Linked DNA regions of Homo sapiens: region 2 is linked to region 1. Evidence: chromatin contacts called from ENCODE Hi-C or POLR2A ChIA-PET data. All regions are on one chromosome and are shown on one strand. The core of a region is the stretch at or near the end of the contact, and the rest is flanking DNA. Distances in the headings are between cores, read along the strand shown. Region 1 overlaps RPTOR (regulatory associated protein of MTOR complex 1). Region 2 overlaps RPTOR (regulatory associated protein of MTOR complex 1).

Region 1 (6,365 bases), core at 1,322-3,821:
GAAAGATTAGTCTATTCCAGTCCCTAGTCCCTTACCTCCTGTTTAGTCATTAAAATCTAGTTTCCACACCTGTACATAGATACGCAAATCAATATGCATGTGTTTACAGCTTACTACACACAAATGCATCACTTAGCTAAGTCCACGGAGAGGGCCTAGGCCTAGTAACACTAATGCTCCAGTAGTAACGAGCACACAAAGAGGCCACATCTTGGTTTCTAAATCCCACTCTCAAAAAAGCCAAAGATCCTTGGAAAAATGGTTGATCCAGGGCTGTGGTAGAGAAAATGCTAGAAGGTGTGTCAGTGGTCAAAGTTGAAACAATTTCAGTAACAAAATAAATAATGATAATAATAATGGATTATAACCCAAGAAGTAAAATAAATATTAGTGGCTCCATATGGATATAAACAAACAACCAAGTAAATAAACAACAAGAGAAGCAACAATTCTTTCATACAGAAGAATTCCAGTTACTAAACGTGGAAGGAAATAGGGAGGTACAGCACCACCATTAGAACACCAGGATAGTAATTACACATGAATGTTAGAATTAGGGCATGGCAGTTTAAGGAGAAACAGGATATCTGCATACTCTCAAAGTATCTCCTTCAAATGCTTATGAATTATAAAGAAAATAACAACTTCACATTGGAGAAACACACAAGGCACCACTTCAGCCTAGTGATCAAGGTTGGTATCTGCAGTAATAAGAATCACACACACCACGCACCCCCAAACCTGATGCACTGAGAATAACCCATCTGCATTATTCTTCCCAAAACTTTGATCCTCAATCTCATCATGAGAACACATCAGACAAACCCAAAGTGAGGGACATCCTCCAAAACACCTGAGCAGCATCTTACAATGTCATGGTCATGAAAGACAAGAACAGCTGAGGAACCATCCCAGGCTGGGAGGACCAGAGGACAAGGCAGCCAATGTGGGTGGGGGCCTGGGCTGGACCACAAGACATACAGAGGATTACAGCGGCAAGGCTGCTGGCACCAAGGAGGCTGTGTGTGGTTGGCAGTGCTGTAACAACATATGTTTCCTAGATTTGATCGCTGTGCTGAGGTCATGTAAGAGGTTGACACTGGGTAGCTGGATGAAGGACACACAGGAACTCTCTGTGCTGCCTCTGCAACTCTCGTGTACATTTAAAATTATTTCAAATTGTTTTTTAAAAATGCAAACCTAGTTTTGATCCTAACTGCTCTCCAGAAATTACTGAACACATAGTCACCTCTTCACATGCTGCATCCCATGGTCTCTTCCATTCCTGCCCCACCTGACATCTATGCGCCGTCTCCCCTCAAACACACACTCTCTCCCCAGGTCTCCGGCTGCCTCAGCTCATTCTTCCAAAGTTTCCCAGCTTGGGACCCCTCCCTTCCACCCTCCCCTTAAAAACTTATCGTCAGGGGCCTATTCCATTCTTCTTATTCCACATCTTCTCCCAGGCAATCAAATATAACTCCCTGGTTTTAAATACTGCCTAAACATTGAAGTCCCAAAAATGTTCAGCTGCAACTACCACCTCTACAGAGAGTTGGTTATTTTCATTTGATTGCCTGTGACACCTCAAATTCAAAAATTTGAGAAGGGAAAAATAAAACTTATCATTTCCTCTTCCAAACTCAATGATGATGATGATGATGACGGCACTTTGCAACATGCCAAGAACGTGCCACACAAAGGCTTGGAGGGAAGGAAAGGAAGAACTTTTATTGTTTATTTTATGCTTATCTGCACCATTTGAAAAAAAATGAATTTTATAATAAAATATTTTAAAATTAACTAAAAGAAAATCGTGTTAAAAGCCTCATCTTACATATGAGATAACAAAGAATGCACTTCCAATCCCTTGTATTTGTGAAGTCAAAGGAAGTTCCCATCAGCAGCACAATCCACAAGGAATAGGAAGCAGCTGACCTTTGCCCTTAGCTTCATAAAAACCTGAAATATATATATATATACCAAATTGGATAATAATGAAGACTTGTTCTTTTTCAGCTGGCAATAACTTTCTAGCAGAAATGTCCTTCTGGCTATCTTAAGCCTATTAATAAATAACAGGAAAGCTGGCTGTGTTCCTCAACATTCATTTTTTCAGTGGATTAACCAAAATATTTCATCCTTCTCCCCCAAAGTGCATTTCATGTGTATGACTACCAAAATAAGCCCGAGTACCCTGAGGAAGCTTCCAGCATGTTCCAGCATGATGGGCTGGAGACACCCAGCTGCCCAGCCCCACCGACTGAGGTAAGAGCCCAAAGGATGCTCCTGCAAACTGCAGCGCCCTGACGGCCCCGGGTGAGCCAGGAGAGCCCGCTGCTGGGTGTGCCTCTTTCCAGGGCCAGATGCACACGCAGCAGGAAGAGCCAGCATGGCTTCTGCTGCTCCTGCACCAGGTGCGTGCAGGCCCTGCCGAGGAAGTGAGTGATTCTCACACCTCCTTGCTTACCCCTGAGGTTACTCAACTTGCCATCCTTTTTCCCGCTTGCACTTCCGCCGCGTCCAGGAGCCTCAATGACTCACAGTCGTGAGAACAGTTTCCACAGTGCTGCCTGTGCTGCTACGACATCTTTCATCCTACTGACCCCAGGATGACAGAGCACTGGAACCACATCACCTGCTCCCCACGGTGTCACCGGGTCAGAGGGGACTACTTCCTGTCACCAGAGCCCCCTCGCACTCCCAGGCCTCCCCTTGTCTAGCTGGTTCTCACTCCTGCTTGGAGACCCGGCAGACGTAGCCCCTCCTCACCTCCTAGGTGCCTCCCACGAGGCCTTGGTGTTTACCCGGGACTGTTTCTGCCCTAGACGGCTAAAATTAGAGATGGAAAACAAGGGGTCGGGGAAGTGTCTCTCCCGACACGTAAGAAGCAGAGTGACCCCAAACCATAAGATGAATATCCTGCTTGCCTCTCACACCACACTGTCCATACCAGGGGTTCTCAAAGGCAGACAACCCAGACAGCAGCAGAAGCGGCCGCAGCAGCAATTTTGTGGGACACCCAAGAAAGCCAAATCGTCAGGCCCCACCCACGGCCACAGAAGCAGAGGCTCAGGGAGGGCCTGGCAGTCTGTGGCTCCGTGAGCCTGCAGGTGATGCTGGGCGCACTCAAGCATGGGCACCGCAGCGCTATGACCGTGGTTTTAAATGCAGGGCACCCGCGAAGTCAGTGCAGCTGCACTCTCAGGTTTTGTATCTCTTGGCATCAAGGAAATCATTTGTTTGTTAAAGTTTAAGCTCTCATAAAGAAATACTCCAAACATTTCCAGCACTTCTCCCAAAGAAATGGAGTTTTTGTTAATGGCCTTCTACTACTGTAAGCAAACACAAAATGCTAGAATTTCTCAGAAAAGAAAGGTCAAGTTTACCATAAAACTTTTTCTTGGACACCGCTAGATTCTCAAGACGAATAAAGTAACAATTTTAACAAATGATAATTGTGGTCTGACATAAATATCACTTTTTAAAAATCACGTATTTTTCTGATAATAGTGTATTTCAAAAGCTTTATGATCCATCTTTTTTTTTTTGAGACAGTTTCTCTCTTGTTGTCCAGGCTGGAGTGCAATGGCACGGTCTCGGCTCACTGCAACCTCCAAGTCCCAGTTCAAGCGATTCTCCTGTCTCAGCCTCCTGAGTAGCTGGGATTACAGGTGCCCGCCACTATGCATGGCTAATTTTTTTTTGGTATTTTTAATAGAGACAGGGTTTCACCATGCTGGTCTCAAACTCCTGACCTCAGGTGATCCGCCCGCCTCGGCCTCCCAAAGTGTTGGGATTACAGGCGTGAGCCACCGTGCCCGGCCCATGATCCATCTTTCAACAGAAGCAACAATTAACTGTATACCAACACAAGAGGCATCTATTTGATAATGACAATCCCAATTAAAAAAACAAAAAACCAATAAATCCTATTAAATAATATTTATTTAGAATTGCTCATGGAATAATTATTTAACTGTAATAAAAGAAGGGCAGAGGAAGTACCAAAAACACCACCACCAATGACAATAAGCTTGCAGCCTTACGGATTTTACGGGACTGGGGTTTACTGGTGATGTATACTCCCGAGTTGTCTGTTCACAAGTACCGCTTCCCCCCACTCCTGACCTTTCGGGGCCACGACCCCCTGCTTCTGGATGATATGTATTCAAGAACCCCCTTCAGGAGGAGGAGGAATCTGCTGACCCCTGTCCTTTGCCCTCCTCTGAGAATGGTGGCACAAGTCCATCTTTAGTCCAGGGAAAGCTGCGGCGGCAAATCCAGATGAGACCACAGTTCCTGGCTGAGAGTTTAAAGGAAGGCTGTGCCCTTAAGGGGCTTTACAGGAACGAGCCCTGAGAAGATGCCACTTTAATAGGGCTGAGAATTCTGATTCACATTCTGAGTTCTCTGGCAGAAGATGTACTCAGCATCTTCTCAGAAATGGGGAGCTGCTTATTTTGAACAGGACTGCTTCACTTGGAATATAAAGTGCTCTTCTTGCTAAAGGGCCAGACTCCTTGGAATAATGGATATCAATTCCATCTCTGTTCCCCCGGGCTGACAGGTACCCTTCCCGGCTTCCCCCATGCCATTTTCTCCCAATTCTCCTCCCCATCACCTGCCAGGATCCTCTTCTGCTCCCCAGATTTCACTCTCTTGGCCTTCTTCGGCTCTAGAAACTGTATTTTGGGAACCGCCCGCAGCATGTCTGCCCCTACTTCTCACGACCCCATACTCATGGACCTCCGGCCTACTCACAACCTGAGAACAAATGCCCACAAGCTCCTTCTTCTCGCTTCTGGTGCCTGGTCACAGTCCAGGTCTCACCTGCTCCCTCTAACTCAACCTCCACCTGTCCTAGGAAGGTCCTGAGGGTCGCCCCACCAGCCTGACTCAGGGTGCCGCCACTGGCCTCTTGTATACGACGGCCTTCTACCTGGAGTTTCTCTAGCCAGTCTTTTCTCCCCAGAGCCAGGCTTCACACGGCATCAAAAGGATTTATCTAAGCCCACATCCCTAAGAGTCTGCGAGGTGCTCTATGCCTTAGCCTGGAACACTTTCTGGCCTTCTTTCTTTTGAAACCCAATTCAGGCTCCAGGCTCCCATAGCACAGAACTGCTTGTAGTTTCCAATGAATACCATGCTGGTTTATTATATCATCTACTTCCTCTGAGATCATCCCCTCCAGTCCCCTCTCAGGGACAACTGTTGCCTTTGTTCTCTTCTGTAAGACTCAGCCCGAGCAAGCACCGCCTTCTCCAGGAGGCCCCCTCCAACCTTGCCTGCCCACCATGGCTGGGCTGGCACAACTCTCTCTCTCTCTGAAGGGGCCAATATTTTCCCTACATTATCACAATACATCATCATGCAATTCGGCTTTAAGCTAGACTTATAACCAACAATCAGAACAAAACAGTCTTTGCTTTCCGTCTGTGCTCTCCATGATAAGATCCATTTTATGTCCCTATTTAATGTCCGGAGGGGTAAGGGTAGAACATAGTGCAAGACAAAAATGGCCTTTGAGGATGATTTTGGCAGAGGGTAGGGGTTAGGTTGTAAACACCACAGGAAGACCACCGAAGAATTAAAAATTATCCTAAACCAAAAATGCAAAACCACATAAAACTCCAACTTTATGTTCAGTAAATTAAGGAAAGGCAGGTAACCTGGAGCAAAGCTCATCCTACCTAGAGAGGGCACCATGAGCTGTACACACAGGGAAAAGCCTTGTAGCTTTGTGCCTAGGTACACAGCAAAGGGTGGAAATAGCTTCTGGTCACAATGGAACTCTAAAAAGCAGAGAAAAAAAATGTATCAAGTGGGAAAAACCTTTCTCCTTTTGCAAAGAAGAAAAGGCAGACAGGGTCTAAAAGCTAATTGGGAGTATTCGAGTAGTGGATTAATCCTTCTCCCGATAAACGTTCCGCTACGTGAATTCTTAATGGCTACAGCTGCCAGTCCTAATTGCCTGAAACACAGACAGGGGAATGCAAGGGAGGGCGGTGCATGGGGAAAATCTGAGCCCGGATTTTGCTTAAGGCCTGAACCTCAGTTTTCTGCTGAGGCTGAGAAAACAACCAGCAACAGAATAAATGGTGATTAAACAAAAAGAAAAGTATAGTTAAAACTAGCATGTTTAAATGTTTTTAAATCTTACATTGTGTACCGACAGTGTATCATCTGTAATGCTGCAGGCTTCGTTTTGATGGAGGGAGCCTATCTGAAGGCTGAAAGACTCGGCAACAGGACTGCATGCTCTACAGTGCAGCTTATGGCTGTCTAGATCTGGAAGAACACGCGCCTGTCTCCGGTGGCATGCCACGTGATGTGCAAAATAAACCTATGAAAGGATAAACTAA
Region 2 (6,330 bases), core at 1,377-3,876, 160 kb before region 1:
CGCTCCCTCCCTCTGCCCTCCACACTGGAGCACATCCATCCAGCACTCACTCAGAACCAGCCTGTTGGTGCAGACCCGGTCCCGCTCAAGCTTTTCTTGGGGGTTTGCTTGGACTTACAAAATGCTGAAAACCAATCGTGTGTGAGGCAGTAATTCCCAGTGATTTGTGTGCACAGTCCCACTTGAGCAGGTGCTTCCCACTGGCCCCACTTGTTCACCCTCAGGGGCAGCCCCAAGGTGGGAGGTTTCCTGGTGCTAAAGCTGCTGCCAGGCAGGCGACCTTCCCACGCTTCAGGCCATTCTGTGCCTGTCTACACATTCACAGTCACGTGGCCATGACTCGCCTCAGTCGTGAGGACCTACTGTGTGCTGTCAGCACAATCACAGCCACACGGCCATGGCTCGGCACAGTCGTGAGGGCCTACTGGGTGCTGAGCACTAGGTATTTGTGCCCTGCTCACAGTTCCTGAAGGAGCAGCGAGAGGCACCATAGGGTGCTTGGAAAGCGGGGAGAGGGAGGGTCTTGTACTTTTTGGAGACCTCTTTACGCTGATGAGCAGACAGAACTGTCCAGGGCAGTGAGGGAAGAAGGGGAAGGGTGGGATCGAGGGAAAAGACTCCTGCTGCTAGGAAATGGCAGGTCCAGGCCCGGGATGTGGGAGTGGGAGGAGAAAGGGGCAGGGCAGGTGGGGGCAGGGCAGGCGGGGGCAGGGGCAGGGGAAGGGCAAGCAGGAGCAGGGCAGGCGGGGGCAGGTGGCGTTGGGCAGGAGGGGCTGCAGAGCCCAGCAGGAGCTGCAGCCGGGAAGGACATGGCAGGTGGGCTACGGGTCAGACAGGCTGGGTTGGAGCTGGGTCAGCAAGGACAGAGGACGGAGATGATGCCAGGGATGCGAGGATCCAAGTGGAGGGCTGCCCACTGAAGAGGTGGGTTGCGTTTTCATCCCGGAGGGGTTACAGTGGGGCACACTGCAGCTGAGGCATCGATGATGAGACACAAGCAGGGCTGCTCCGGGGCGCGCACAGCCGAAACGCAGAACCTGACCCAAGCCAGGCTTCTAAGATGAGAAGTCACCGCTTATCGGGTGGTGCTGAAGACCACTTTCAGAGGGCAAGGCGGGGGACGGGGCCTGGGGAAGGAGGAGGGACGGGCCCCTAGAGGAAGGGGCTTCCGAGGGTCCTGTGGGCGTCCTGGAGGAAACAGGCCGGCTCTGAGGCTGGCAGTGTTACCGGAAGCCACACCAGGCTGCCTAACTTGGGGACACTTCTGCAAGTGCTGGCTCTGGAAGGGAATAAAATGATCCTGCCTTGGATATTCAGGGGTAACGATAATACTTCGGGAAGTATTTGCCCAAAACCCGAGGAAAAGGGGCAAGATTTGAAACAAAACTAAGTTTCAAGTCCAGGTTCTCCCTCTTACTAGTCAGGGACCCAGGTAAAGTTTTAAAAATCTGTGCTCAGCTGGGCGTGGTGGCTCATGCCTATAATCCCAGCACTTTGGGAGGCTGAGACAGGCGGGTCACAAGGTCAGGAGTTCGAGACCAGCCTGGCCAATATGGTGAAATCCTGTCTCTACTAAAAAATACAAAAATTAGCAGGGTGTGGTGGTGCGTGCCTGTAGTCCCAGCTACTCGGGAGGCTGAGGCAGGAGAATCGCTGGAACCTGGGAGGCGGAGGCTGTAGTGAGCTGAGATCGCACCACTGCATTCCAGCCTGGGCGACAGAGCAAGACTACGTCTCAAAAAAAAAAAATCTGTGCTCAGGTCGTGGAGTCAGAGATGAAACCACGCATGTGAAAGCAGTCTGAAACTGCAGTGCGATGTACAAATCATGGATGCTGTGTTTCTTGGAGAGGGACCCACAGAGCATGGGTTTCTAGGATCAATACCTAGAAACTGAGCAGTGACAGACACTGCATCGACAGAGTGAGGCGTGCGTTCTGCCAGCTCCCAGCATGCTCCTTTCCAGAGGACGAAGGCCATGCAAGGACAGAGGGCCGGAATTTTAAGAACTGGATGCCTGAGGATCAAGAAGAGAACGGCTCTCCAGTGCAGCCCTGCACAGCTGGCCCTTTCCCACTGAGGCAGGAGCAGTTTTGCAGAGGGAATCTGCTGGTTATGCAGCCCAGAAGCCCCTAACCCCGCCATTTCTCAGGGGTGCTCTTACAATGAGGTGTTTCTGCCTCACATCAATACACTGATGAGGCGGGTTATGGGCTGGGCTGCTGGAATGAGAGCTGAGCACGATGGGGAGCGGGTGGTCAGGGAGCCAGGCGCCGGCCTCAGATTGCAAGCTGCTCCCCCGAGCTGAGGAGGCCAATTAAGCAGGCAGTTTTCAAGCAACAACTGGCTTTAGCTGAAGGTTTTGACAAATAAACTGAGATGCATCGACCGCCGTCCACGTAAAGACTCAGCCCAGAGGGCCAGGGCAACAGAAAAAGCACTGGGTTCTGAGAATGAAGGCACCTTCCTTTGTTTTAACCACAGGTTCCACAAGTCAAATCGAAGCCCACACATTCACGGTGAAGCTCCTCAAACATGTCTCACGAGAGTGTAATGAAGCATCACTGACTCAAATCTCACTAATTCTGAATTTGAGGCATGCAAATCAGGGTGGGAGAACTTAGATGTGCCCTTGGTATCGGAGTCTGGCAACTATGTGGTGTATACTACCAGATGTCTGTTCTGATACGGTCATTATGCCAGGTGGGAACCACGGATGATGATGCCTTTTCATACCTTCATTTTCAGCGCTCGGCAGGGGTCATTTACATATCTGTTTAATACACACATTTTCACTAACTCAAACCGCCCCCACCCTCCCCGCAGGCAGGAACCTGGGAGCTCCCACTTCGCTGGCTAGGGGGACTGGGGTGGACTCTCTCGGCTGCTGCTCACTCGCCCAAATTACAAGCACACTTAGACCAAGGGCCTCGTTAAACAGAAGAGGAAACAAGACTTGAAACCACACACGCGCAGAACGGCAGCCAGCAGGCAACACACACTCCCTGCGTGGCACGGGCTCAGTGGGAAGACCCAGCAGGCGACACACACACATCCTGGGCGGCACGGGCTCGGTGGGAAGACCCAGCAGGCGACACACACACCCTGCATGGCACGGGCTCGGTGGAAGACCCGGCAGGCGACACACACACCCTGAGTGGCACGGGCTCGGTGGGAAGACCCGGCAGGCGACACACACACCCTGCATGGCACAGGCTCGGTGGAAAACCCAGCAGGCGACACACACACCCTGTGTGGCACGGGCTCGGTGGAAGACCCGGCAGGCGACACACACACCCTGTGTGGCACGGGCTCGGTGGAAGACCCGGCAGGCGACACACACACCCTGCGTGGCACGGGCTCGGTGGAAGACCCGGCAGGCGACACACACATCCTGGGTGGAGGGGCTTGGTGGAAGACCCGGCAGGCGACACACACACCCTGCGTGGCACGGGCTCGGTGTGAAGACCCAGCAGGCGACACACACATCCTGGGCGGAGGGGCTTGGTGGAAGACCCGGCAGGCGACACACACACCCTGCGTGGCACAGGCTCGGTGGGAAGACACGGCAGGCGACACACACACCCTGCGTGGCACGGGCTCGGTGGGAAGACACGGCAGGCGACACACACACCCTGCGTGGCACGGGCTCGGTGGGAAGACACGGCAGGCGACACACACACCCTGCGTGGCACGGGCTCGGTGGGAAGACACGGCAGGCGACACACACACCCTGCGTGGCACGGGCTCGGTGGAAGACCCGGCAGGCGACACACACACCCTGCGTGGCACGGGCTCGGTGTGAAGACCCGGCAGGCGACACACACACCCTGCGTGGCACGGGCTCGGTGGAAGACCCGGCAGGCGACACACACACCCTGCGTGGCACGGGTTCGGTGGGAAGACACGGCAGGCGACACACACACCCTGCGTGGCACGGGCTCGGTGGAAGACCCGGCAGGTGACACACACATCCTGGGCAGCACGGGCTCGGTGGAAGACCCGGCAGGTGACACACACACCCTGCGTGGCACGGGCTCGGTGTGAAGACCCAGCAGGTGACACACACATCCTGGGCGGCACGGGCTCGGTGGAAGACCTGGCAGGTGACACACACACCCTGCGTGGCATGGGCTCGGTGTGAAGACCCAGCAGGTGACACACACATCCTGGGCGGCACGGGCTCGGTGGAAGACCTGGCAGGTGACACACACACCCTGCGTGGCACGGGCTCGGTGTGAAGACCCAGCAGGTGACACACACATCCTGGGCGGCACGGGCTCGGTGGGAAGACCCGGCAGGCGACACACACACCCTGCGTGGCACAGGCTCGGTGTGAAGACCCGGCAGGCGACACACACACCCTGCGTGGCACGGGCTCGGTGGAAGACCCGGCAGGCGACACACACATCCTGGGCGGAGGGGCTTGGTGGAAGACCCGGCAGAGACTCGGGGCTCAGATGAACAGCACGGTGCCGGCAGCGTGAATCTGCCAAAGCCGCCCTCTCAACAGGCTCCATCTTGCTGTGCTTGTTTTCTCCCAGATCAAGCTATGGTGGTGACATGTGAAGGCCAGAGTAGAAAGCAGGTGGGAAGAGCATGAACATGACATTTTTTTTCCTGAGCAAGCCCCCTTCCCTCACCACACACTGAAGCCAATTTTGATTCTTCTGTGTCTCAGGTTTCAGGAACTTATATTTTTTTAAATGGGGAAAAGGGAGGTGAAGAAGAGAAGAAGAGCAAACACAAAGTGGGAAGATGCAAGCATGTATTTGTTGTTGCAGCAACTAAAGATGTGGTTTGCAAGCAGACACGACAATGGGGCAGAGACCAGGAGGAGCCCCTGGCCAAGGCCCTGCCTTCTACAAGGTGCACCCGTAAGGCCGGGGCGGGCTTTCTTCCTCTGAATATTCTGGCAAAAGATGCCATGGGAAGAGACCCTCCCTTTATTCTCCTTAACAAAGATTTTAAGGATTATTTTATGGAGAAGCAGGAACACAAGAATTACGCCCAGGCTAACAGACCACCGTGCCTGACGGGGAAGGCATAAGGAGGCAGGATGATGAGCCAAGCCCTGAGCCATTTCACGCGAACACCCTACCACGCGCGATTTCACGCAAATACCCTACCACGTGCGTTCTGACGTGAACACAGAGACAATCACAGAGATACGGGCCGTGTTTCATGTCCACTGGGTAGAAGAGTTTAGCCCTTGTTATGAGCGGGGTGCTGGGAAGGAAAAAAGTTTCCAACAAGAACACAGCTCCTGAGTGAGCCTTCGGTGGTGTGTTACCGTAACGTGAGGATGCTACCGGGGAAGTCATCTGCAGGCAGATGGAGGGCTGTGCTGAGATGTTGATATGTGCAGCGTTTTCACAATGGTGGGTGCCAATAAAACTGCTAATGCCTGGGGAAATGATACCGAAGCAGGGATTTCTGTTTACCGGTCACAAGAGCTCACTGCTCTTCACGACTTCAGCAGAACATCCACCGAGCAGTGCAAGACAAGCTTTCCGCCTCAGACCTTCACCCCCAGGCACAGTGTATTCCCCACTCGCCAAGTGAGGCAAGATATTTCAACATAAATATATATATTAATATAGACACATTGATTTTCTGTAAATGGTTAATTCTAATCCCAGCACTTTGGGAGGCCGAGGCGGGTGGATCATGAGGTTAAGAGACGGAGACCATCCTGGCTAACACGGTGAAACCCCATCTCTACTAGAAACACAAAAATTAGCTGGGCGTGGTGGCACGCGCCTGTGGTCCCAGTTACTTGGGAGGCTGAGGCAGGAAAATCGCTTGAACCCGGGAGGTGGAGGTTGCAGTGAGCTGAGATCATGTCACTGCACTCCAGCCTGGTGACAGAGCAAGACTGTCTAAAAAAAAAAAAAGCCCTTTAGTTATTCTCAGGCCAGACATACCCACGTCTACAGTGGCCCTGAATGCTGCATCTGATGTCCATAGCAAAATCACTGGCATGCTTTCCATCTTTTTCAATCTTTTTCAAACCTGTCCTAAAATTTGTAGGTATCAAGGCTCAAACATTAAAATGCTATAGACAGGTACAGACTGAGACGTCCTCTGCCCCTACATGTAATCCTTATTCCACTGCCCATCCCTTCTGGGGTACCCGCTGCTCAGTCCGGGGCTGACTTGGGTCCACATGTCTGTATCTCTGCACGTCTGCACGACTTCCCCAGCACAGACCGAGTGCTGTCCTGCCGGGCCTGACGCACTGTCCCTGAGGCCACGCTGAGTCATGGTAAGCAATGCCCTCCCACATGTGGCACTGACAGTGAGATTCTTCACATTCTGGTGTCAATAA

Evidence for each region. A loop is a pair of places that touch in the nucleus more often than their neighbours do. ChIA-PET counts read pairs that join two places held with the same protein, here RNA polymerase II (POLR2A). Pooled maps may share reads with other maps.
Region 2: a loop to region 1 is called in a pooled map, with 9 times the contacts of the local background. The contact joins two enhancer-like sites. A Hi-C loop is called at or near these places in 1 of 168 maps with a recorded cell type or tissue (B cell), 17 of 37 single-sample maps with no recorded cell type and 9 of 50 pooled maps. POLR2A ChIA-PET finds 5 or more read pairs at or near these places in 2 of 52 experiments (H1 and activated CD4-positive, alpha-beta memory T cell).

What each region holds. Positions count from the first base shown.
Region 1 is chr17:80,717,482-80,723,846 of GRCh38, reverse strand. The region is part of intron 4 of RPTOR (regulatory associated protein of MTOR complex 1); the gene reads right to left. Among named protein-coding and RNA genes, the nearest start is that of RPTOR, 180 kb to the right of the region's middle. RefSeq lists an enhancer at 1,840-3,039. Within about 2 kb of position 2,571, at least 6 of the 41 ENCODE cell types and tissues checked have a DNase peak (open chromatin) inside an H3K27ac peak, as active enhancers do.
Region 2 is chr17:80,873,772-80,880,101 of GRCh38, reverse strand. The region is part of intron 13 of RPTOR (regulatory associated protein of MTOR complex 1); the gene reads right to left. Among named protein-coding and RNA genes, the nearest start is that of CHMP6, 110 kb to the left of the region's middle. RefSeq lists enhancers at 911-1,510, 2,728-2,777, 5,866-6,330. Within about 2 kb of position 2,626, at least 4 of the 41 ENCODE cell types and tissues checked have a DNase peak (open chromatin) inside an H3K27ac peak, as active enhancers do.